Linked DNA regions of Mus musculus: all the other regions are linked to region 1. A link is a loop called in an ENCODE intact Hi-C map of the cell type or tissue named here. Cell type or tissue: gastrocnemius. All regions are shown on one strand. Region 1 has its middle 63 kb from the start of Gm34177. Region 2 has its middle 36 kb from the start of Gm34229. Region 3 has its middle 9.0 kb from the start of Gm51725.

Evidence for each region. Hi-C counts contacts between places; a loop is a spot of excess contacts. Peaks named below come from ENCODE experiments on the same cell type or tissue, not always from the same donor. Only the 100,000 strongest peaks of a DNase experiment are listed, where the experiment ranks them.
Region 2: it touches region 1 in a loop (8-fold over the local background); 23 of 42 quality-filtered maps call a loop at or near these places.
Region 3: it touches region 1 in a loop (12-fold over the local background); 14 of 42 quality-filtered maps call a loop at or near these places.

Annotation. Positions count from the first base shown.
Region 1 is chr1:184,262,569-184,270,568 of GRCm38, forward strand. No RefSeq gene overlaps it. Among named protein-coding and RNA genes, the nearest start is that of Gm34177, 63 kb to the right of the region's middle. In gastrocnemius, CTCF peaks have their summits at 626 (motif pointing right) and 3,711 (motif pointing right); DNase peaks (open chromatin) are centred at 602 and 3,732; H3K4me3 peaks cover 507 bases; H3K27ac peaks cover 1,719 bases.
Region 2 is chr1:184,391,676-184,399,675 of GRCm38, forward strand. No RefSeq gene overlaps it. Among named protein-coding and RNA genes, the nearest start is that of Gm34229, 36 kb to the right of the region's middle. In gastrocnemius, a CTCF peak has its summit at 3,745 (motif pointing left); DNase peaks (open chromatin) are centred at 3,751 and 5,441; H3K4me3 peaks cover 569 bases; H3K27ac peaks cover 1,182 bases.
Region 3 is chr1:184,768,368-184,776,367 of GRCm38, forward strand. No RefSeq gene overlaps it. Among named protein-coding and RNA genes, the nearest start is that of Gm51725, 9.0 kb to the right of the region's middle. In gastrocnemius, CTCF peaks have their summits at 1,310 (motif pointing right) and 3,455 (motif pointing left); a DNase peak (open chromatin) is centred at 3,441; H3K4me3 peaks cover 481 bases; H3K27ac peaks cover 849 bases.

The sequences.
Region 1 (8,000 bases):
AAAAAATCTGCTTATTTATTTACATCCCAAATGCTGACCCTTCCTGGTCCCCCCTCAAAGACTTCCTCCTCCCAACCTCTCTCCCCTTCACTTCTGAGAGGGCATTTCCTCATATCACTCCCCACCCCCACCTCCAACTCTGGTGCATCGAGTCTCTGCAGGACTAGGTGCATCCTCTCCCACTAAGGCCAGACAAGACAGTCCTCTGCTACATATGTGCTGGGGACATCAGACCAGCCTATGTATGTTCTTTGGTTTGTGGCTCAGTCTCTAGGAGCTCCCAGGGATCCAGGTTAGTTGACACTGTTGGTCTTTCTGTGGAGTTGTCATCTCCTTGATGGCCTCTAGTCCTTCCCTTAACTCTTCCATAGGGGGCCTGACCTCCGTCCAATGTTTGTCTATCTGTCTCAGTCAGCTGCTGGGTAGAGACTATCACAGGGCTGTTAAGGTAGCCTCGTGTCTTCAAGCACAACATAGTTAATAGTGTGAGGGATTGGTGCCTGCCTTTCCATGTGATGGGTCTCAAAATGGGCTGGTCACCAGTTGGCCATTCCTTCAGTTATTTTTGTGTATGTATCTGTGTAGGCATGATGTAGTACCAGTGGAGGCCAGAAGAGGGCATCAGACGCCCCTGAAGCAGAAGGTACAGGCAGTTGTGAGCTGCTGTCATGGATGCTAGGAACCAAAACTGGGTCCTCTGGAAGAACAGCAAGTACTCTTACCACCCTGGGATCTCTCCAGCCTCATAGTTTAGACATTTTGGTAGGTTTTAGTTTTATAATGATTAACTGTGTGGTGCCCAAATGGTTAACGACACCAAGCATCTTTTCTTTTGCTTTCTATCTTCTCTGACCGAGTGACCGGTCAAGTCTTTTTATCTATTTTTAAAATCGGTTCATTCGATTTCATTGAAACTGTCAGTTTTCAAGAGTTCATTATCAATTCTAGATACAAAACGCTCAGCTATGCATGAGATTTGACAATATTTTCTCCCAGCCTCCGGCTTGTACTTTGGTTTCTATCTGAGTTTCCTTTCTGTTTTAGTGATAAGCCATGATGACAAAAAGCAGCTTTTAGGGGAGGAAGGGTTTATTTAGTTCACAGTGCCACAGTAGCAGAGAAGTCAAAGCAGCAGGAATTTGAAAGAGCCAGCCATGTCCACCCACAATCAGGAGCAAAGAGCAAGGCTCTCTCATGCTTCTTGCTTGCCTATTCTTGGCTAGATCTCTTCACTCTAGACCTCCTGCCTAGGGAATGTTCACTAGCCCTTCTGCCTAAGGAATGTTACCACCCACAGTAGGCAGGATCTTGAAGTGGTTCTTTGGAAAGTTGGACGGATGGTGTTTTGCTGGGGCAAACACATGAAGGAACATTTAGCTGAGAAACGCACCAAAGAACTTCTGATAGAGCTGAGAAACTTTTGGTGGTGTGCTGCAGTTTCTTGCTGCTTCCAAGGACTCAGGCTGGTTGGCAGAATGATGTCAGCCGAGGCAAGCCACGTGCTGAGGCAAGACCTGTGGAGGACCCGTGATATTTAGAGAGTATAAATAGGACTCAGTGGGCAGTGATGGAGGAAGGTGAGCTTGACCTGCTTACAGAGCTAGTTGTGCAACTCGCTTCTTTGCTGATCTTTGCTTCCCTGAGAGAGGCACAGCCAAGAACTTCTCCTGGTCTCCTGGTATCTCCTGCTCCCTCCTGCTGACTCAAGTCAAGGCTGAGGCCTGGCTGTCTCTGCTAGGTAGTGCCACCATTTGCTATCCAGTGTTTGCTATCCTGACTCTAACGAACTTGGCTGCTGGTGTATCTGTGAGGTGTTTGCTAGTGGATTGAGCTACCGGTCTGCTAACCTGTGAACTGAACTGCCGATTTCCAGACAACACAGACAGGAGTTGCTCCAAAGAGCCCTTCTAAACAGGTCCACTTCCCCCATATCCTTTCTTCCCCACTACCTCTGGTGGGTGGTGAGCTATAAGGGAGGTTAAAGCGTTTGAGCACCATCATTAACAATAGGTTTGAAAAAAATAAAGTTACAGGTTCTTCCCCCATCAATTGAGGAAATCATACCAAACCAACATAGGTCAACCATATCTGGACAATCTCTTTCCAGGCGAGTGCTAGATTGTGTCAAGTTGATAGCTGTAACCAACCAGCTCAATTCTTTTGGCAGAACTTTAGCAGAACAATACTTTTCACTAAAAATAAATAAATAAAATCTTACTTTGGTTTTGTGGACCATGATCTTGGAATCATTTCTCACTTTTTGCCTCAACCCAAATCATGAAGATTTTTCCTGACATTTCCTTCTGGAATCTTTAGAGTTTTATGCTGAATAAAGAAAGCGAATAAACCCTCACTGGAGTTCATCGACACCTGCTTCCTAGAGAGAGTCATCTCTGCCTGCTTCCTACCCGAGGACAGAGTGAGCAGCTATTCACACCCACGGTGCCATGATTCAGCTCCGCGATGGACTGCATTCTCTCCAACCAAGAGCCACACGATAACCCCTTTCTTGTGTTGTTTTCGGTTGCTTTTGTCAGAGCAACAAGAAAAGTAAAACAAATCCATTATTTCACTGGACCGTTTAAACTAACTTGCTTTTCTTGTAACAAAGAAGGGCTTTTTAAAATCTCTTCCCATTCTTTCTGGGGGAGTACAAAATCATTGACCTGTTAGATCCTGGATTTACATTACCCTCCCTGTGTGTGTGTGTGTGTGTGTGTGTGTGTGTGTGTGTGTGTGTGTGTTACATGAAGATGGGAGACCTATGTTAGACTTAAGCATGGTTACCTGGCTTCCTCTTGCTACAACAAGGATGTTGTGTTCCCCAAAAGCACAAGCAAGAAGATGAGGCTGTGTGACGTGACACCACAGGCACTGTAGTGAGCGTAAAACAAACGCACAGATTGTACCTACAACTAGATCCTATAATTAATTGTACCACAAGAGATTCATCCATGCTGGTTATGCCAGACCTTCTGGCACAGCAGGGGAGGAGACTGGCGAATCTTCAGCCCCAGTGTGTCACTTCAGCGGATACTTTGACCTGATGGCAGACACGTGTTGTTGGGATGCATGTCTTTGCTCCTCATTTACAGGTAGAATGGCAACAGCAAGCATTTGTGTGTTCTGTCCTTGCCGGAGAGTGAATGTCTACAGAATGTTCGTGGAGGTGGGGACTTTCCGGTTTCTTTCAGGTATATACATACTTCCTTGGAGCATTCGGTTTTCAGAACCATGCTTGGCTGTGGTACAGGGTTATACCCAGGCTAGGGCCACACTTCGATGATCCAAATGATCGTTTCTGTAGTGTCAAAAGAGTTCACACTGTTGACACTTCGTCTTCATTCCACCAAAGAAAGTAGAAGCGTATTGTTGCGACAGAGGAAGTAAAGGCGTTTTCAAGGTGGAGATCAAGCGCTTTCCCAAAACTTGGTCAAGAGATTTTAGTAACTTAAACAACTGTTAAGCGTGTTGCTCTGGCCAACTTCAGAGACCTTGTGACTCAGAGCGTTCACAGAGCTGATGTAACTGTTCTGGAAGTCTTTTGACTTGAACTTAAGAGTCACTTCCACACAGCTGCATCATGTCCACCTTCAACAGCAATTTGGACCCAGAAAGCACGGAAGGAACAGGGGCAGGAAAGGCCCAAACTAAACCCTGAGAGGAGAATCACACAACAAACCTGGGGTGTAGTTCCAGTCATTGGCCACCAGGGGTCTGTCTTCTCACAAGGAGCTGTGCGCAGAGGGCGTGTTTCTGGGACTTTGAAAACCCAAAGCTTTTCTGGATGTTTGCGGTGCATCCAGATGTTGGTTGTAAAGGTGCAAAAGCAAAGCGAGTTCTCAAAGCCAGGACAAATAACGGGCAGCTTCTCGTTTAAGGATTTAAATGGAGTAGCAGATGGAACTTGTGCCAATCCTTGGGAGAACGACGGAGCGGTAGGTGGCCAAGAGAGTGGAGACCCAGAAAAAGTTAAAAACACAGGCCATCTGTTCCCGGATCTCTTTCTACTTCACCTGGTTTTCACTCTCACCCCTGTGCCGTGCTACAGCTGAAAAACATCACTACCAAAACGTGCTGGGAGAATTTTTATTTGTCTGTCCTAGCCTCCAGAATCGGGACTGGCCCTGCATTAGAATTGGATAACCCAAGTGCCTTTTGACATTTAAAAGTTACACATTGGAGGCCAACCCCAGGAACAAGAGTTGTCTCTTGAGATCTGTTAAGAAGCTCTGCAAATTAAAGAGTTTGTGGGGAGGGGGGGGGCGTCTCTCTAGTGCTTTTAGTTGCTTTGTTTTGTTTTGAAATAGCCAAAAGATTTTCATCACTTAAGGAATTATCTCCTTCGTTCCCTTGCTACTCTGAAAGTGGAGTAGCCACTTCTGAAAGTCGACATTCCTGAGAGTCCAAGATATATTTTCACACTTTTAATTAAAATTTGAAAAGATGTAGCTCTCCGGTCAGCTAATGTGGGATGGGTGACTTACTCGAAGCAACTGTTACTCCATCTAGACATCATAATGGACTCTGGGCCTGAAGAGCTTGTTCCCTTTGAGGGAATGTTATTTTCCTTTGGCTTTATTTGTTGATGTTGATGCCTTTGGGACAGTGATCTCAGTGTATCTAGTGGCTGTGCCCACCAGGCTGGTTAACCAGAAACAAACCCTCAGAGAAGAGTTGCCTCCCGGACCCTGCCTTCTTTATTCTGGTCTTTCGAACACACATAGATGTCTTCATTACAGCTCCGACTCCTTCCAAACTGCACACTCCTTAACCTGATTTCTCACCACGCATGCAGCTGTTTACTAATTTATTACTCACTAAGAACTTCATGCTGTGGCTAAAATTAAAACGGGGACAGCGGTCTGCTCTCTCAAAACGATGCCGAACTAGTGGAAAGAATTCTAAAAACGTATTTTTAAGATGTATACATTGTTGTGCACACATGCACATGTCTGCCTGTGTGTGCATGCATGAGGTGGGGGCATGCACTTGTGTGCAAATGCCCTCAGAGGTCAGAAGAGGACATTGGATTCCCTGGTGCCTCAGGCAGTTGGGAGTCACCTGACTTCGATGCCAGGGGAGCAGGGGGGGGGGGAGGAACTCATGTCCTCTGGAGGTTCAGCTACCTCTCTTAACCACTGAGCCACCTTTCAGCCCCAGCAATTCCTTAAATACACTTCTGGATCTAACTGAATATTCTGAGCATGAGGTGCCACAGGCATTTGTGACCTAGAGGCACTCTCTGATCACCCACATGACACATCTTCAGCTTACAACTATTATGTCTAGAGATCACTGTCGCTGAAATCTGCGGTTCAAGAGCTATGTCAGCAGAACCCTGATCCACATGTTCAGATAAAATAGCTGCGCAAATCCTCCTTCCAATATCATTTCGTTAAGCTGAGATACCCAGTCGATAAAAAGAAAACCAGAAATTCTCTCCGAAAAGCCATTCTCACTTGGCTCCAGTTATCTGGATATAATTGTTTTTACTTTATTATTATATTTAAGCCATGACATCTGTTTCCAAACTGTTCTGGGATAGAAGAATTAACAGGAAGCAGGCTCTGCAACTGCACTCTCTTCTCCCCAAGCCGAGCATCTGTGGGGAGTGATGAACATGGTAAAGAGAAGCAGCGAGAACCTGAAGGGACTCCCAAGTGCTCAGGAAACGGCAGAAGTTTGAGATGGAGAAGACCATCTCTCTGTCTCTTCCAGGAGCCAGTCCCAGCATGCACGGTACCGCAGACCTAAAAGCCAGGCAAATGGGCTTGTCCCTGGGAGGGATGAAATGGGAAGAAAAATTTGCATGTTGTTCCAGATGCCAAAACCCATCTGGTCACTGAGATTTCAAAAGCGCTAACCCAGTGGCTGTGGGGCTCTGTACACTAAGTCTGTAGAAGGTAGTTCCAGCCCCAAACCTCCCTCTGTGTGCTTGCATGTAACTGCTGAAATCTAACTCATCTGCTGGATATAGACGTTGCCTTCTTCTTGCTGTTTTCTACTTAAGGAAGTTATAGATGTATTGGTTTCATTAAAGTTTTTTATATGTTAGCCAAGACCCAAGAACAGGCACATAAAAAGTAGATTTGGGTTTCACCAGCAGATTTCCCTGACCAACAGGACAGCCAATGCTTTCATTGATCCCCCAAAGAACACTCGATGGTTGGATTTTATGTTGTGGACACAATGACACCAGGAGCTCCTAGAACGGAGGACGATGTCATCCTTGATCTCTTTCCTTTTTAATTTTCTTACATTTGTTTATTTCATGCATGGAGGAAGCTCATGCTATGGCATGCCCGTGGAAGTCAGGGGACAACTTGATGGATTCAGATTTGTTTTGATCTTGGGTGGACACACACACACACACACACACACACACACACACACACACACTCAGTCAGATGTAAAACACTCCCACCACGATGGTAGATAACAAAGATCTTCAATTTCTCTTTAAATAGCCTTTACATGTATTTATACATTCTGTAATTACATTATTAAAAGTCCTCAAGACTGTGTTTTATGTGTTTTCCTTGATGAATTAATTAATGCTGAAATTTTGTGTCGTATTGTTTTTAGTTTAATTTTAAAAATTCATACTCATATACTTTCTTAACATCATTTCTACCCCTTTCCTCTTCTCCTCCAGCTTCTCTTATGCTTCCCTACTCCTCCACAAATTCATCACCTCTTCTTTAATAACTGTTGCACATATATATATATATATACATATACATATATACATATATATGCATGCATATGTATATATAAAGTACAGCCTGCTGAGTCCATTTTGTGTTGCTTAAATGTATGTATTTAAGGCTGAGCACTTGGGATTGGATAATGCATTAAGTGGCTCGGCTTGGCTTGACTCTTCCCTCAGTCTTCCCTGCAGCTCTTCATCTAGGGATGAAATATCTTGTCACCATCATAGTAAATAAAAGCTAAGTCTTTCTACTCAAGACATAGATTATTAAGACTAATAAAATGTTATAATCCAATCAGAAAGAAGAAAACTCAATGAGTGATAAAACACATACAGGGAAATCACCAACCGGGAGGAATCCCGTGCAAATATCCTGTTGGCATGCCAGTGGCTACCACTGTTTAGGCTGCCAGATTGAGATGTCATGGCTGTAGCTTTCTAAAAGACACCAGTGTTCCCCCTGGTCCTCGGGCTCTTATAGTCGCTCTGTGTCCTATTCTGCTAAGGCCAAGGCAGAGGGGTGGTCATGTACATGTACAAACTGGGGTGAGACACCCCACAGTCAGCTGTTCTCTGCATTTCAATCAGTTGTGGGCTTGTGTAGGAGCCTCTGTCGTCTGTAGAAAGCAGCTTCAATTGTGAGAGGCAAGAACTACACTCATATCTGAAGATATGAACTATAAAATGCATTAACTTTAGTTTTGTCTTTTTTTTCCAAATTCTAACCTTTTGAGCAGCAATATTTTTTTTTCTGTTCCTATAACCTGCTACCATGTTGGAACATGATTTGGGGGGTTATCTAAATCTATGCTCCCAGGCTGTGGTCATTTATATTTTGCTCCAGAATAAACTAGAGAAGTACGCTTTTGTGTGAGCAAAAGTACATAAGTAGGCTCGCATTCACATTTATTTTTTTTTAAGTACAGCTTACTCTGCACTTGAAAGTTTTAGTTGATGCTTTAAGTGATGGTACCTCTCCCCGGAACTAGAAACGGAGAGTTCACTCTCAGTGTTTCATCTCTCAGAGGACCATTTGAAGTATCGCCAACACCTTTCCATTAAGTGAATGTGAGACACGGGAACCAGTTCTCTCTTCTTTTAATACATTGGTTCCTAACCTGTGGGCTTTGACTCCTTTGGCAAGCCTCAATCTTAAAAAAATTTACATTATGATCCATAACAGTAGCAAAATTACAGTCATGAAGTAGCATTGAAAATAGTTTTACGGTTGGAGGTCATGGCAACATCTGAAACTGTATTTAAGAGTCACGGCATGAGGAAGGCT
Region 2 (8,000 bases), 130 kb after region 1:
AATAGAAGCAAGAAGAGCTTAAGAACACAGTCCAAGACCTCACAGCAGGTAAGAGGCAGAACTGATGTTAGAGCATCCATGATAAGCACCATATTCGATTCTCCTAGATGCCATGGTCAGAGTGGAATCGTCCTCAGAAACACACTGCCAACCACCACGCTTCAGACCTTGTAAAGGAACCTGGTTCTGATGAAACAAGAGATTGCTCAGAATTATGGCTCCTTCTGTAAGGTTTCCCCATTGTTTGTCAAGCTTTGCTAAATTCCCCAATACCTACAGGGCTCTCACCACATTTCTGTGGTTACAGATGTACAGAACAAGCGTTTGAGTGATATTGAAAGGCTGTTGGTTTAAAGATGTGAATAATGTCTTTGAATTTGACATATTTGCCATATTCCTAGAGGTAAATTGAAAATAATAAAACTCCATAGACTTCCCCATCAATTTAACTTATACACACCCCTTAGAGATGTTATATATTTTGAAATATATCACATTTACATATGTCTTCTATGTATACATATGGTAAGCACCTACTAGACACTGAGTGTTTATACATTTCATCTTATTCATTCATAACTCACTGAAAGTGTCACTGAGCAGCATAGCAAAGATGCCAAGTGAAGGCTGTCTGGCTCCACCATCTGCATCCCCAGTCTCCAGGTGACATGACATAGTAGGGTGCCATGACTAATTCAACCTCTGGGACCCTAAGTTTCAGGGGCTTCTGTTGTGTTTTGCCTTGTTTAGTTTTGTTTAGTTTTGTTTTGGTATGTGCCTGTGTGAGTGAGTGTGATTGTGTGTGCGTGTGTGCGTGCATACCTGTGTGTGTGTCCATATGCATGCTAATGTGCATCTTGGTGTGTGCATGTTCATGTGGAAGTCAGAGAATAACTTACTCCTTAGCCTCTGTCCACCTAGTTTTGTGGGGAAGGGTCTCTCACTGACCTGGGCTTACCAATTTGGCTGGCAGGTGAGTCCCAGTGACGCTCCTGTTTCTACATCTTTGGTGCAGCCATCACTTAGGTGTTATTTTTTTAAGGTGGATTTCCCGGGGATCGAACCTATGTCCTCATGTTTGCAAGACAAGCACTTTAAGAACTGAGCTATCACCCGAGCCCACGAACTCAAGTTTTCTTATATCCTTATGTGGCACATAAATGATAAGGTCTATGTTGTCTTTTATTTCAAGAATTGTGTGAGATATATGAAATTCCACATAGCACGTAGGCCAGTTAATAGGCTTTAGTCCCTAAAAATGTAAACATTCAAACATGCCAAGGATCTGATTTTTGTCTTCATCATTTTTCTCTATTTTGTTTACTAATACTTTCACTCAGAAAACAATGCATGAAGGAGATGCGTATATGAGTGAAGACAAAAAAAAAAAAAAAAAAAAACAAAAAAAAACCATACATGAACAAAGAGACCTCGGCAGTGCTTTTAGCTTAAAAAACAAAAAAAACAAAAACAAAAACAAAACCACAGTCTAGACAATTTCTTCCAGTGACATCAAAGACACAGTCCTTACTCTATCATATCAGAAGTGGAGCCCTATTTAAGGTTAGAGGTTCCCTCTGAGGTCCATGACCCCACCCCCTATGCTAATAAAGTCCAGTGAGCAGGTTCAAAGTGGCACGCTTTGAATTTTTTTTAATGAGACAAAAATAAAAATCGAACATATTTTTAAATATCAGAGCTTATTACACTCTCATAGTAATGTTTGCTTTGTGCAACATTTGCCTGCATTGTGTGTAGTCTGTGCATGTCACCTGCATTGCTGCATTGTTTATAGTCTCTGTAAGTGGCCCCAGTGCATTTCTTGTATCAATGCTTGGTGTTTTTCTGATAAAGAGTAAAAAAAAAAAAAAAAAAAAAAAAAAAAAAAATCAAGGGACTCTTGGGGAATATCTTTGGGAACCTAGGGGTAATGATCGGTTTGAATGTCAGCCAGCCACAGTTTAGAATCACCTGATTAGTGAGCCTCAATTGAGGAACTGTCTTGGTGGCCTTCCTTCATATGAGAAGAGCCTCCTCACATGTGGATGGCACCTTCTGGTAGCATCCCAAATAAAAAGGATGGAAGAATATTGCCCTCCTGCTTGCTGGGCATTTCCTCTCACTGGTCACTTGATTTGGCGATGGTATCATTGCTGATATCAGAGCCACAGTTTCCAGGCTCCGTCGTTCACTAAGGGCCACCTCTTCTCCAGGAACCTGTTAGGCTTCCTGCATCAGACTGCAGCTGCTGAAACCTCCAGCCTTGTGGACTGAAAAACTCCCAGGTTCTAGGTCTCTCTGGTGTGAGGCAGCCACTGTGGTAAAACTCTCAATGGGGCAGAAGTTGTCCCTTCATTATTACTGTTGTTTGTTTATTGATCTTTCCTTTTCATTTGCTTCTGAATCTCCCAGGGAAGGAGATGCGTATATGTGTGAAGACAACAAGACAAAACATGGTGCGTCGAATGAGAGCTGAAGGCAGGACCTAGGAACTTTGCCTACAGTTGGTTCTGCTTGTGTCTACATTTGAAACTTCCATAACAAGGAGTTAGATAGAGATAGCCCCCAGAAGAATAAAAACAAACAAAAAACCAATGTAGAACTTGAGTCTATAATTTTATGCTCTCTCGTGTACACACATGCACTCCAGGAGACCCCTGCTTCACCTACACGGTTTTGCACACTGACTTTGAACGCTTTCCAAATGTGGTAATGTGGCCTAACTTGCTTGTTATTTTTTTTTTTCAACATAAAAGATCATAGGCCCTGTTAGACGCATCAGAACATCATTCTGTTCATCTCGGGGAAACGTTCTCCCTTCCACATTTTCTTTGAAAGAGGAGGACAGAATGAGGCTGGGGGGAGAGGTGGGGGAAAAGAACGGACCACTGAGTTTCCACTTTCCACAGAATGGCAAGGTCCTCGGGGAGACAGTAAATTGAAATTAAGGCTGTTTCAGGCAGCCTACAGGATGTGTCTGCAAATGTAGACGCAGAGAAATGGTGAAAAAGTCTGTTTGTGCCCATTCATACAAAGTGGGGGCCTTGTAATGTGCTCCAGCCCCTGGGAATGGTGGCTGGCCCGAGGAACGGAGGCCGGAAGAATGGGATGGATTTGACATAAGTACTTTTAAGTGTTCTGAAGGCCCCCACTCCTCCCTGTGGTTTACAGCAAAGCCCACTGGGAGCCACAAGGAAAGAGCCCAGTGAATCCCCACAGCTTTTCGTTTTAAGGATAACAAATCTTAAAACAGGTGTGAGCTCAGAAAGCTCCTTTTACTCCTTGCTTTCTCGGTCTTCTGTGGCCAGCCAGCTCTCTCGCTTTGTTATTATCATTCCACAGATGGAGAAGTCTGGAGTCAGGCAAGGGAGGAGAGGAGCGAGAAGCTGAATAAACAAAACGTGCTTGGAGTGACTAATATTCATGAAGTCCGCTGGTCATGCACTATGAAATTTATTAAAGTGTGGTTTCCACGAGAATGTATTAGTGGATCTAATGAACACAGAGTTTTAAAAAGTGGTCTCCAGGAAATGGCTTCTTGGGCTTGGATATGTCCAGTGAATAATGTAGCCAGAGATTATATCGTCAAAAGCTTCGTTAGGCTGCTGGGAAAGGTGGGGGTGCCGACACCAGGGAAGTGGGGATAAAGGGAGACTAGAAGTCTGACGGGTCCGAGTCTTTACTCATTTATACTCATTAAGCCTGGAGACTGCGCAGAAAGCCTCTGAACTTCAGTGCTGCCACCTGGTGGAGACGAAGCGCCATGCGAGGACCTGGGAAACATGGCGCCTCCATCCTCAGAGTCAAAAGATTTGAATGCCTGGTTCAGGCTGCCATTAAAAACCCGGTGCAGTGCACTCATCGTTTCCTTGGTTACTACAGTGTGTTTAGAGCAAAGACAAACACGGGCACGGGCACCGATTGTGCTGAATCAAACCTAAATACGTGTGCTATTTATTTTTGTACATCTGTGATCAGAGAGCCTGAGATAGCTTAAAAGGGAAAATCACTTATTTTGGCTCATGGTTTCAGACATCTGAGTCCCACCATCTTGGCTCAGCTGATTCTGAGCCGCTGATGACATGGTAGAGGGAGCATGCTGAGGAAGATGATGTTCTCCTCTAGACCATCAGGAGGCAAAGCTGCTGGCAAGGGGACTGAGGACCTGACATAACCTTCAAAGGTCCCTCCCTGGCCTACTAAGTCCCTGGATGCTCTACCTCCTATGGTTTCCAGACCGTCCCAAACAGTTCTAGCGTCTGGGGACCGAGCCTGAATACGTGAGCCCTGTGGGGAACATTGCACATTCAGACAAAACAGGACAATGTGTTTTGTTGGTTTCGTTCTTTGTTTTTAAGTTCTCCCATTCTGCTGTTCTATTCTATTGGGACCTTCAGTTAGTTTTCATAGCGTCATATCTTCAGTCTTAGGCTAGTGTGTTGCTCTCTTAAATATGTTTGTTTTATAATCAATTCCAACTCTTGCAAAACGTTGAACTCATCCTGTATTCCTCTCTTTCAATCTATCCACTGTATCAGCAAGCAACCCCTCTTGTTTGTGGTCACAGCATCCCAGGACCATTTCATAGACACCGCCATTACCCACATTTTGACCGACTGGTTCGGCTCCTGAATGATTGCCACAGCCTCCTGATTGAACTGCGGATTTCCAGCTTTCCAGGCTCTGGTCAGCTTCCCTTTAGGCACCAGAAGAGGGCAAGAGAACATGGTAAACACTCGCCTTCATTGCTCAAAGCTCATCAAAGAAAACCCTAGACTTCTACAGTGTGTTTCAAGGCCAGGTCTGCTCTCCCGTTTTCCACTCACTGGTCTTCTTGCTGGTCCCCAGTGAGGCTACCCTCTCATTGCCCTGTCCAAACACTTGACAGGAGGCAACTTAAGAGAGGAAGGGTGTGTTTCTGGCTTACAATTCAGTGAATTAGAATCCATAACAGCAGGGACAGCATAGTGGCAGATGTATGAGACAACTGTCATATTATATACATAATCAGGAACAGAAAGCAGACTTAAAGTGGGGGCCAGGCTACAAACACTCACAGTTGATCAAATCCACTCCCATTCTCTCCCCTACCTCTTCACCTCCCTCCAGTCACTTTCCCCTCCTGAATTCATTTATATGCTTCCTCTCCCTCTCCCCCTCCCCCTCCTCACTCTCTAATTTTTAAAGATTTATTATATTTACTTATTTGTGTGACACATGGAGCAAGCCATGGCGTTGCGGAAGTCAGAGGATAATGTTCTGGAATCATTTCTTCCCTTTCACTATGTGGGTCCCTAGGAACCAACCCAGTGCCTCCAGTCTGGCAGGCAGTGACTTTAGCCACTGAGCCACCCATAGGGTCTCGCCCTCCCCCTCCTCCCCCCTCCCCCCTCTAATACTTGCTGAGTGCATTTCATGCTGCTCATCTGTGCATGGCTGTGGAACCACCTACTGGAGCATGGCCAGGCTCTTGGAGCCCCGTCCTTGAAGGAAACTCAGTTTGCTTCTGCTTCTGACCATGGTTAAAATGTTTTTATTTCATGCACTGACTAAATGCAATTGGATTTGCAGTTATCAGTTTGCTCTTCGTTTTTCCACATTTCTAATATTGTGGTTTCTCTTTCAATACTTTCTGTAATGGCAAGAAAAGCTTTTGTGTACCACTTTGAGTCCTGTTCTTCCTTATACTTATTTTATTAACAACTGCTTTGATTAATATACATACCACCGTTTGTCATAATAAGGTTCATGATCTAACTAGTTGAAATAAAAGAATTTCAATATACTTTCCTGTATACTCCTTGTCTGTAGCATAGCTGATTATATATATCAGCATCTTAGACTTTACATTTTCTCTCGCTCTCTCTTGCACTCCGCTGATTTTATTTTCCTCTTCAAAACACTTCTTAGGGTGACCTCATCTCTGTGGTCAGCATGCTGTCAGGATGGATTGCCATTAATCCTGGTGCGTTCTGGGTGGTCTAGCCTGGTATCAGTCGCCGTGTGTGTGTGTGTGTGTGTGTGTGTGTGTGTGTGTGTGTGTATGAGTGTGTGTGTGTGTGTGTGTGTGTGTGTGTGTGTGTATGAGTGTGTGTGTGTGTGTGTGTGTGTGTGTGAGTGTGTGTGTGTGTGTATACATATATATACATACATACATACATACACATACACACACATGCACACACACACACACATATATATAAACTATGGCATAAGTTCAGGCTAGCAGAGATGTGAGCTTCATGTCACCACTTCTGCCATGCTTAGCCTGAGGACTGTCCACCAGACCAACTCAGATAATATGCTCCAGTTGAAGCTAGCTGTTTTCATGGCCTGGCTAATCTTCAGGGAAATCAAGAGACTCGGAGGGAGGGAGCAGCATCATAAGAGCAGGTTCCCATAGTTTCTCTTCTGAAGTTAGGTGGCTTTTCAAGCTTGAAGGTTTAAGGATGGTGTCTTGGTTTGTATTGGGCTCTAGACTACGTGTGTGTGTGTGTGTGTGTGTGTGTGTGTGTGTGTGTGTTAGATCAGTTTATCTTCCACTACAGGTATCTGTGTGAGAAGGCTTGCAGCTTCTCTCACTCAGTTAGCCAGTGACGCTCCTAACTTAAGCTGAGAAGCAGCCACCGGTTTTTCTACTGTTGTTGAGCTTATTGAGTAAACTGAATGGCTTTTCCTTATCATATAATGTCTTGTGGTAGGAAGGACTTCAAACCACTTAGTGCCCGCGTGAACTACACTGCCTGGAGATTAGACAGGAGAAACACTGAGGCACCATGTCAACACGTCATCTTTAGAAAGAGCTAAACATTTGACAAACTTCACTGACCAAACTAGGGTGAGATCAGGGGATTAAAAGACATAGATACCAATCTGACATCTCCAAAGATGGGGATAAAAAGAAAATAAACTCAAATGCCTACAAATAGAAATTGGTTACTTTTGTGGGAATCTCCTCAGGGGGAAGGGGCAGAGGAACGTTTTTCTAAAGCAGTTGAACATGTGTTTAAAGCTGAACTTCAGAAACAGGACTATAATTATTTTTTTCTGATATGTTTTCTGTTGAGACATGTCTGACTCTTCACATCTTGACTGATGAGGTTCCCCCACATCAGCCTCACCCAGACTTGTGTTTTCTGAGTTAAATAACTGAGATTTATCTGTTTTTGACAAGCCGCCTCACACATTCATCTCTGTGTCATGACGGTGAATTTCCAAACGCTGAAAACTTCACACAGACTCTGGACTGTTTGCAGGTTTACACCCTTCCCACACTGAAAACAAATATTAGAAGGGAAGGCTCACTCGAGAAGAGCAGGAACAGGGCGACTGATACCAGGTTAGACCACCCAGAATGCACCAGGATTAATGGCAATCCATCCTGACAGCATGCTGACCACAGAGATGAGGTCACCCTAAGAAGTGTTTTGAAGAGGAAAATAAAATCAGCGAAGTGCAAGAGAGAGCAAGAGAAAATGTAAAGTTTAAGATGCACACAGCCTCAGTGTTTCTCCCCATTCGTTTTGGAAGCCCTTGGGTGTTTCCAGGGAAATTTAATCTGACCGTTTCTGAGCCATTTACACTTAACTCACCACAATGTTGTTCCATCCTAGTCACTGGTCCAAAAAGCCCTCCAAATCATGCCCATAAAGATTCCTATTAAAAGCAATTGTTTTCTTTTCCTTAAAGTGAAATTATGCCTTTCCAGATTGAAAGGAACATGGACATGAACTCTAAAAAGAAAACTTAGAAGACAGGAAATGCATACACTTTGGACCAGAGCGTGCCGTCCATTTAGATTTCCAACCCCGGCTGCCATGGTTTTGGCAAGTCTGTCCTGAAGGGTTTACTATTCCTTGGAAAGCCAAAGTGAGTCCTCCCAGGCCCAAGGGTGGGGGGTACGGGGGAGGGGTTGGGTGGGGACCTGGCCACCAGGGAAGAGGGAAGAGACTATGACTGGATTCTCAGCACTCAGAAGGCCAAAGCAATGGAATTTGTGA
Region 3 (8,000 bases), 510 kb after region 1:
TTCAGCCTATGAGGAAGCTGAGTCTAAAGAGGAAGCAGCCATTGGTTGGCAGTTGGCTTTCATCTGGAGTATCCACACCGTGTGTTTGGCTCTAAAGGTATTTGTACATGAACAGCACTGAATGGCCTCATTAGTAGATATATGTGTGTATACATGTAGATGTACGGGCATATATGGTGAAAGAAGAAGTCCTGAATTTGAGAGGGAGTGGGGGGAGGAAGGTGGGTAAAAATTATGTAAGTACAGTACTCATGTATAAAATTCCCAAAAGTTTAAAAAAACAACAACAACAAAAAAAAAAACAATAACAAAAAGAGGGCAGGATCTTGGTGAGGGGGCAAATTCAAGATTCCAAACTACAATCAACTTCTTGTCCACTCGTCCACTGTCTCACCAGAGAAGTCACAGAGAAGAGAATGAAGGAGAGACAGGTGTAGGGTGAGGTATGGAGACACAGTGCTATGTGGAGACAAGGTGAGGTACGGGGACACGGTGCTGTGTGGAGACATGATGCTATGTGGTGACGCGGTGTGGGGCATCCTCTGCTGCTCAAGTCACCAGAACCTGGGATTCAAGGGATTTCTTCTGTCTGGAGGAAATGTGTTTTTATAATCTTCTTTCGCTGGCTGGTGGGAAAAGAATCCTTCAAAATCCCCAAGGAATCTTAGGAAAACTCCATCAGATTCTAGCCTTCAGCCTGTCTGAGTCATAGTAACTATAATAAATCCAGAGTGTGTTTTCTTAGCATTTCCCTCATTGGGTGGGAAGGGGGTGGTTTACAACTGTACTAAGAAAGTGTGAGTGCGCACACTACCATGGCCTCACCATGAGGCATGATCTAGCCGCATCTGGAAGACCTGTTGAGAAATCCTCTGCAGAATTCTAGAAGAAGGTGTTGGGGTGAGGGAGCAGGGTTGAGTTGGGTGTATGTAGACTCTACATAACCGTACGCACCCATTTGTAGAGGGCACATACAGACTGTTCTCTGTTTGGAACACTCTCCTCTGCTTCTGACCCCAACACCACCACACCTTCACACTGGGATGAAGTATCTTCCTGGTGCCTCCTTGTGCTTTAGGTAGCTGACTGGTAGTTAACCCTGTATGTCTTTTGTTGCTTAGCTCCCTCTTTTGACCCCTCATATGCTCCATTTGACTATGTCTGCTTTACCCATAACTTCTACTAGCACAGTAGCAGAGTACAGTTGGTGACCAATGGAAATTTGTTTTAAAGATTCATTTATTGTGTGCACTGCATTCTGCCTGCATGTATGCCTGCAGCCCAGAAGAGGGCACCAGATCTCATTATAGATGGTTATGAGCCACCATGTGGTTGCTGGGAATTGAATTTAGGACCTCTGGAAGAGTAGCCAGTGCTCTTAACCACTGAGTCATCTCTCCAAGCCCCAACCAATGAAATGCAATGAAAGCCTCTGAGATGCTATCCCTTCATAGTGTCCATGGAGACAAACAGTCAAAAGCATCCACCGCTTGCCCTTCTCATCTCACAGGCATCGTGTGGAGCATCCCATGTCCAAACTGAATTGTGTACATTTAGAGAGAACCCCAGCAGAAAGGATTCATCAGCGGGGGTTAAAATGAGCAATCTAGACACAACTTTCCTTGGAGCTGCCTGAGGACGTAAGTCCAGTGCATTGTGCCCTCACTACTAAGGATATGTAGCTGAGAAGTACAGATATGTCCCACAGATGGAGTAGAGTTCTCAGATAGGAGGCCTAGAGTCACAGGTGCCCAGCTTTCCGGTGCCCCATTCCCTCCTTGCGTGGGCGGAGCGTGGGCTCTTGGTGGTGCTAAGGTTAATTGATTTCATCAAAGTAACAATTTCTCATGACTCTCCAAAGTCAACATAAACCATTCACAAACACGAATTCTTCCAGTTTGCGGTGGGAACTCAATCCTGCACATCCTGCAAGCGGCTAGAGGCTCAAAGGCTAGTGGGCCCTGGCGAAGGGCTAACATTTAAGTGTCCTGCACACGGTAGAGAAAGTGCTTCACATACAATTTGTTGTTCAATTTCTGCAACATTACAGGGAGGTTTGATGCTGTCACCTGTTACAGATACCCGAAGGGACCTACAAACATTAAGTCATACGGTCAGAGAGTGGAGCTGGGGGTCTGTCAGGCTGCCCTCCTTGCCCCCTTCCAGTCCCCCTCACTTGCCCCAGAGAGCCACAGGTTCTCCACCTGAATCCGAAAAGTTGCCATTAGAACCCTGCGGGTGGTGGTGGTTTCCAGCACACAGTCAGGCCTCACTAGCCACCCCATCGACCTCCATCACCCCCATCAGTGTGGGGCCACCCCATCATTTCCAGTTCCAGTCCAAGACAGGGGAAGCTCTGCACACAGCAACGTCGGGGTTTGTTGTCCATTTATTCTGTGGAACTGGAGATGGAACCCAGAGCCCTGATCATACCAAATTCTACCCCGGAACCACATCCCTATCCCCCAAACAGTGTTACTAAGCTCCACTGACTCCCAATGCCAGTGAACCAACATTTGGTGGCAGCCACATAAGTGCATTTGGAAGGGACAGTCAGGTGTCTAAACCAGTGCTCTTCCTCCTGAAGAACTGGAGCACTAGCCTGGGCTTGGAGAGAGCCTGCCCACTGGCTGCTTAGGGGAGCATGTCCAGTGGCTGTCTACATATATGAAAGTCTCTCACAGTAAACCAGGTAGGATGGGGAAACATCAGGGAGGTAGGAGCGAGGCCTGCTTCTCAGACTCAGAGTCCAGGCTATTATCCCCAGAAGAGGACTCAGAAACACCAGAGTCCTGGAAGCAAACAAAAGGGCAGCAGAGGAGGAAGTGGAGGAAGTTGCTTATCTCATTTGTTTATTCTTCCTCCCTCATTTCCTCTTATGCTCTTTCAGCCCCCTCCCCAACCCCCTCTGCCCCCGCCAAACCCCAGTTTCTGGTTTCCTGGCCACTATCTAGCCAATAACCTCCCACATTTGCATTCTCGGCCCGTCTCTGCTCCCATAATCTTTTCTCCAGGCTCTGCTGAGGGTCACATTTACCACCACACAGGATTTCCGTCGGTGATAACAGCAGGGCCTGGTCATTCCAGAACTGCCCCATCTCCTCGTGAGTGTCTATTTTCGGCGAGGCAGGCATCTTAATTTCTCCCAAGAATGTGACATTCCTTAGGTGTCTAACCTATACCGGACCACCAAGTAAGCTTCTCAAGTAAGCAGCGCAGGCTCCCATCCCTGCCCAGCGCTCTGAATCAAAAGTTAAAAGAAAAGGTCGGCTCTGTCTGGGTCTCTCTGTGTGCGGATGCCTCAAGTGGAGACATAAGTTACTCAGGAGGCTTGTCTAAGGTGGGTCACTCACCCACAAATCTCTGCTCGAGGACTGCGGGTCTGCATCTCCAATAGCCCTAGAGCCCTAGGGAGGGCCTCTGCGCACAGAGGTTAGGGATACAGCGCCCCCTGGTGGTCATTTCCCTCATCTCATCGACACAGGGCTTTTCACTTAAAAAAAAAAAAAGCAGTCACCCTCACAGACAAGGTGTGTAACTTCTTGTTGATGCGTAACATGCATTCAAAAAAGCGTACAGATTCACACGATGAAAACACCCCCCGAATTGGACACACTCGGGTAAGCCAACGCCTGTAACATAGGAATAGGTCCCTGGCTTGAGCCCTTCCCCTATCTTGCACAACCACCCCTCCCCTTTCCTCCCACCCCCAACCCCTGCGGCCACCTAGGGTAACTCCCCCTCACCTCTGCTGCTACTCAGGGTAACTGCCCTAACTGCAGATCAGTTTTGCCTTCTGAAGTTACCTTAAGAAGCAGAACTCCAGAGATGTGGGGGATAAAAGCCCAACTCGTCTTCTTACTGTACTGGAAGGCCAAGCGCCTAGAGCCTGACTCCGTGTTTTACTCCATCTTGACGGCCGAGATCACTGAATGCTGAACACCGTAGAAACACCAGGCAATGCGTTTTAGGGAAAGGATCGTCTGAGCGAGAACCACAGCTATAGACAGAATGCCAAGCTAACCGAACCGCAGTTAGCATTTCTCACAAGGGAGGAGAAAGAGTTCGCCCTGTCCTTCATTGCCAGCCTGCATATCTTTCTGATCCCCATCCCCCACCCCCATTCTAGAGACACTGTCTTTACACAAAACCACCCCCTCCTCTACCCCTAAACAAAGAAGTACAATGCGGCACCTGTCAATTTTTGCAATCTTTTAAGACAAAAGATATGGATTTTAAAAATTCTCAAGGACCCAACGAGAGGGCTCAGCAGGTAAGGGTGTTTGTTGATGAGCCTGAAAACCTCCACAGGCTCACCAATAAATACATGCTACACACACAATAAACAAATAAAAATTTTTAAAGTTTTTAAGAAGTTCTATTGGGGACACTTAATACAGTCATAACACCATACAAAACAATAACATGGTTGAGTCTCAGAAGATCTCACCACCCCAAAGAAACCCTGTGCTCACAGCATGGATAATTCCATCTTCAAAGTCAAGGTTAGGTGAGGGGGCCAGGTCTTACCAAGACGAGTGTTGGTCTTGGGGTGGGGGTGGGGGCACTGCTAACCCTCCTTTATAGCACCCACAAATGCAGCTGGAATAGAAATCACCACATGAGAAGATAAAAACTAACCCTTAATGATTAGATTGAGTTAATTCCAATAACTGAGTCTAACTCCACACATTCAAGTTATGGAATCTCATACGCAGTCACAATAAAAATAATTACGGCAATGCTTTATGCCTTGCAGATATGAAGCCTTTGACATCTGCTGTGTGACTATAACTGCAGCACACCTCAACTTGAACAAGGCACATTTCTAGTGGCCAGTGACTTGGAGCTGGACATTGTGGCTCTGGACAACATGTGGAATGTCATCATCATCCTAGGAAGAGATCATTAGGAGTGGTGAGGTAGCTCAGCCAGTAAAATTGCTTGCCATGTAAGCCTAACTGCATGTATTCAACAACCAGCACCCACTATAGATGGAGAGAACTAACTTCTAAAAGGTGGCCTCTGATCTCTACACACACACACACACTAAACAAACATAACAATAACATTTTATTACTTTAAATACTTTGAAACTTAAGTACACAGACATCTTAAGGTTATATTTTCATTTGTAGTCTGTCTTCTTTATTATAAAAACTAACATCTTTGGTACTAAGGAGAGCACTCCATTGAAAGAGTGTTTGCCTAGGGTCCTAGGTTGCTCTCCATTCTGTGATAAACACTGTAACCAAAAGCTAGCTGAGGACGGCAAGGCTTCATTTGGCTTACACATCAGAGATCTCACTCCATCACCAAGGGAAGTCAGATCGTGAGCTCAAGGCAGGAACTGAAACACAGGCCATGGGTGATGCTGCTTACTGGCTTGATCCTTGTGTATTGCTTAGCCTGCTTTCTCGCACATACAACCCAGGACCATCTGCCCAGAGGTGGCTCTACCCACAGTGCATTGGACCTTCCCATATGCAATCATTAATCAAGAAAATACCCCCAGAGACATGATCACAGAACAATCTGAGGGAGACAAATTCCCAATGGAGGTTCCCTCCTTCCAGATGACTTTACTTTGTGCCAAGTTCAAACACACACACACACACACACACACACACACACACATGCACACACACACACATGCGTGCACGCAAACACTTAGCTGTGCATGCAAACACTTAGCACTCACAAAGCCCTGGGTTCAAGTCTCAGCCCCAAGTAAGTGGGGTATGCTGGCATAATCTTGTAATCTCAACACCCAGGAGGCAGAGGCAGGAAGATCTAGAGTTGAGAGCCATCCTTAGCTACATAGTAAGTTCAAGACCAGTCTGGCTACATGAGAGCCTATTTCAAATAGTAAGTGATGCATGGTACCTATAGTCTTAAAACCATACACACAAAAGCAATGCATAGTCGACAACACAAAGAACTGCAACAGTGCTCGGCTCTCAGTGTGTTGCTGTGTGTGTGTGTGTGTGTGTGTGTGTGTGTGTTCCTTGTGTGCACCATCTTTGCATTGTAAAAAAAGAAGCACAGCCTAGCAACTCATCAGACACCAAAAGCCAGGCACAGGCCATGTGATTGACTCTTAGAACAGTTGCCGGTCCCTCCTGTGTTTCAAAGCTCTGCCACCTGTCAGCTTCTGTTCATGTAAACCAGGGGGTGGCTTGGACAAACCCGAAGGCACAAACCAGACTGATGTCACCGAGTTGTTCTGGCAATTTGGGGGACCACAGTGGAACCAGAGCCATCCAGAAGATGAATCCAGAATTCTCTGGCATCCGTTCTCTATGCGCAGGCACGCCTCTGGTTTGAGAGGTGCATCTCCACTTATACTAACTGTTGCTCCCCGGTGTCTACGAAAAACTCTTCAAGTCTTGAAAAAGAGAACATATCACTTCTTCAAAGACTCGTTTAAAAAGAAGGTGAAGGCATTAGATGAATTCACTTCCTTTTAAACATCTTACCATGAGTTCTGTATTAGTTGTCTTTATCCCTGGGACAAAATACGTGAACTAAATAAGTTAGAAAAAGAGGAGACTTGCTTGGTCTCAATATTTTAGAGGTTTCAGTCCATGTGAGCCACCCATCCTCTGGGGCTGGATGACAGAGGACGAAGCATGGTGGGGCCAGATAGTGAAGGAAGCTGCTCCCCTCTTCACAGCCAAGAAACGAAGAACCAAGAACATTCAAGTGTCCCACTATTCAATGCAAGGCACACCTCCAACATCCCAACTTACTCCCATTAAGCCCCTACACTGCCTCCATATAGCACCACAGCCTGAGGGCCAAGCCTTCTGCAGGCATCCTTTGAGAGACACTCAAGATGCAGACTATAACAAGAAGTCTAGACATTAGAGTCTAGGTTTGAAATCAGAATGCAGAGTCAAGTGTGGGCGGGATTGTGGGCGGAGTGTGGGCGTGGCTCAGCAGAGAGCTTGCCTACCACTGCATTTGGACTTGAGTGCTGTTTCCCCCCAGCCCCCACCCCGCCTTGCCCCCCCCCCTGCATTCACATACAAAAGCTAGAAGTGTTGGCACACAATTGTATTTTCACCACAGCACTGGGGAGGTAGAGCCAGGTAGATTCTGCGGGTCACTGGCTAGCCAGTCTAGCAGAACTAATGAGCCCAGGTCAGGGAAAGACCTTGTAATTCAGTAGCGAAGAGCACACACTGCTCTCGCAGAGAATCTCAGTCGGATTCCCAGCTCCCACCTTACAAAACAGCTCACAACCACGTGAAAATACATCTACGGAGTGGATGTGTGTGTGTCACCTCTGGCCTCCAAGGGCACTTATATGCCTAGACACATGTTTGGTTAAAAAATATATATGGATAGTAGCTAAGGATGACGCTAGAGGTTGGTTGGCTTCTGGCTGCAACATTCACTGAGCACACATACATGTGTTCATTTGTGTGAGCACATGAGCGGGCACACACACACACATACACACACACAGAGAATATAAAGAAATCAGGACTCAGACTTGTCTACTCAGCCCGGCTGAGCAAAAGCAGTATTATTCAGCATGAAAAAGAAACATTGGGGTTTTTTTCCCCAGGAGCCACAATGCCTGGAGCTGGAGGGGAAAGTGCTGCTTCTTGTTTATAGCAGCATTCTACCCCTTGTCCTGCGGTTCTGCCCTCTCACAAAGCGGGGCAGATACCTGCAGATTCATCACATCCTTCTATTACTCAGGCTTAAGTCAGCACAGCCAATAGCAAAGCCAGTCCACAGCCCCTGGGGGGGGGGCAGGGGCGCTTTATTATTTTCTAGAACCTCAAATTCCTGAGAGACAGGTTATTTTCTAGAAGGATTTAAGGTTTTAGAGCTCTGGACAAAGCCTGAAATTCATCTTTCCATGTTTTTGAGAAGCATGGAGGCTGGCAGAGAAAAGCCAGGATTTTCTCTGTACCCACTCCCTCCTCCTTCACTGGCAGAGAATGTGCTAGCCTTTAGCAACGTTCCCAGTCCTGACTTGGCCT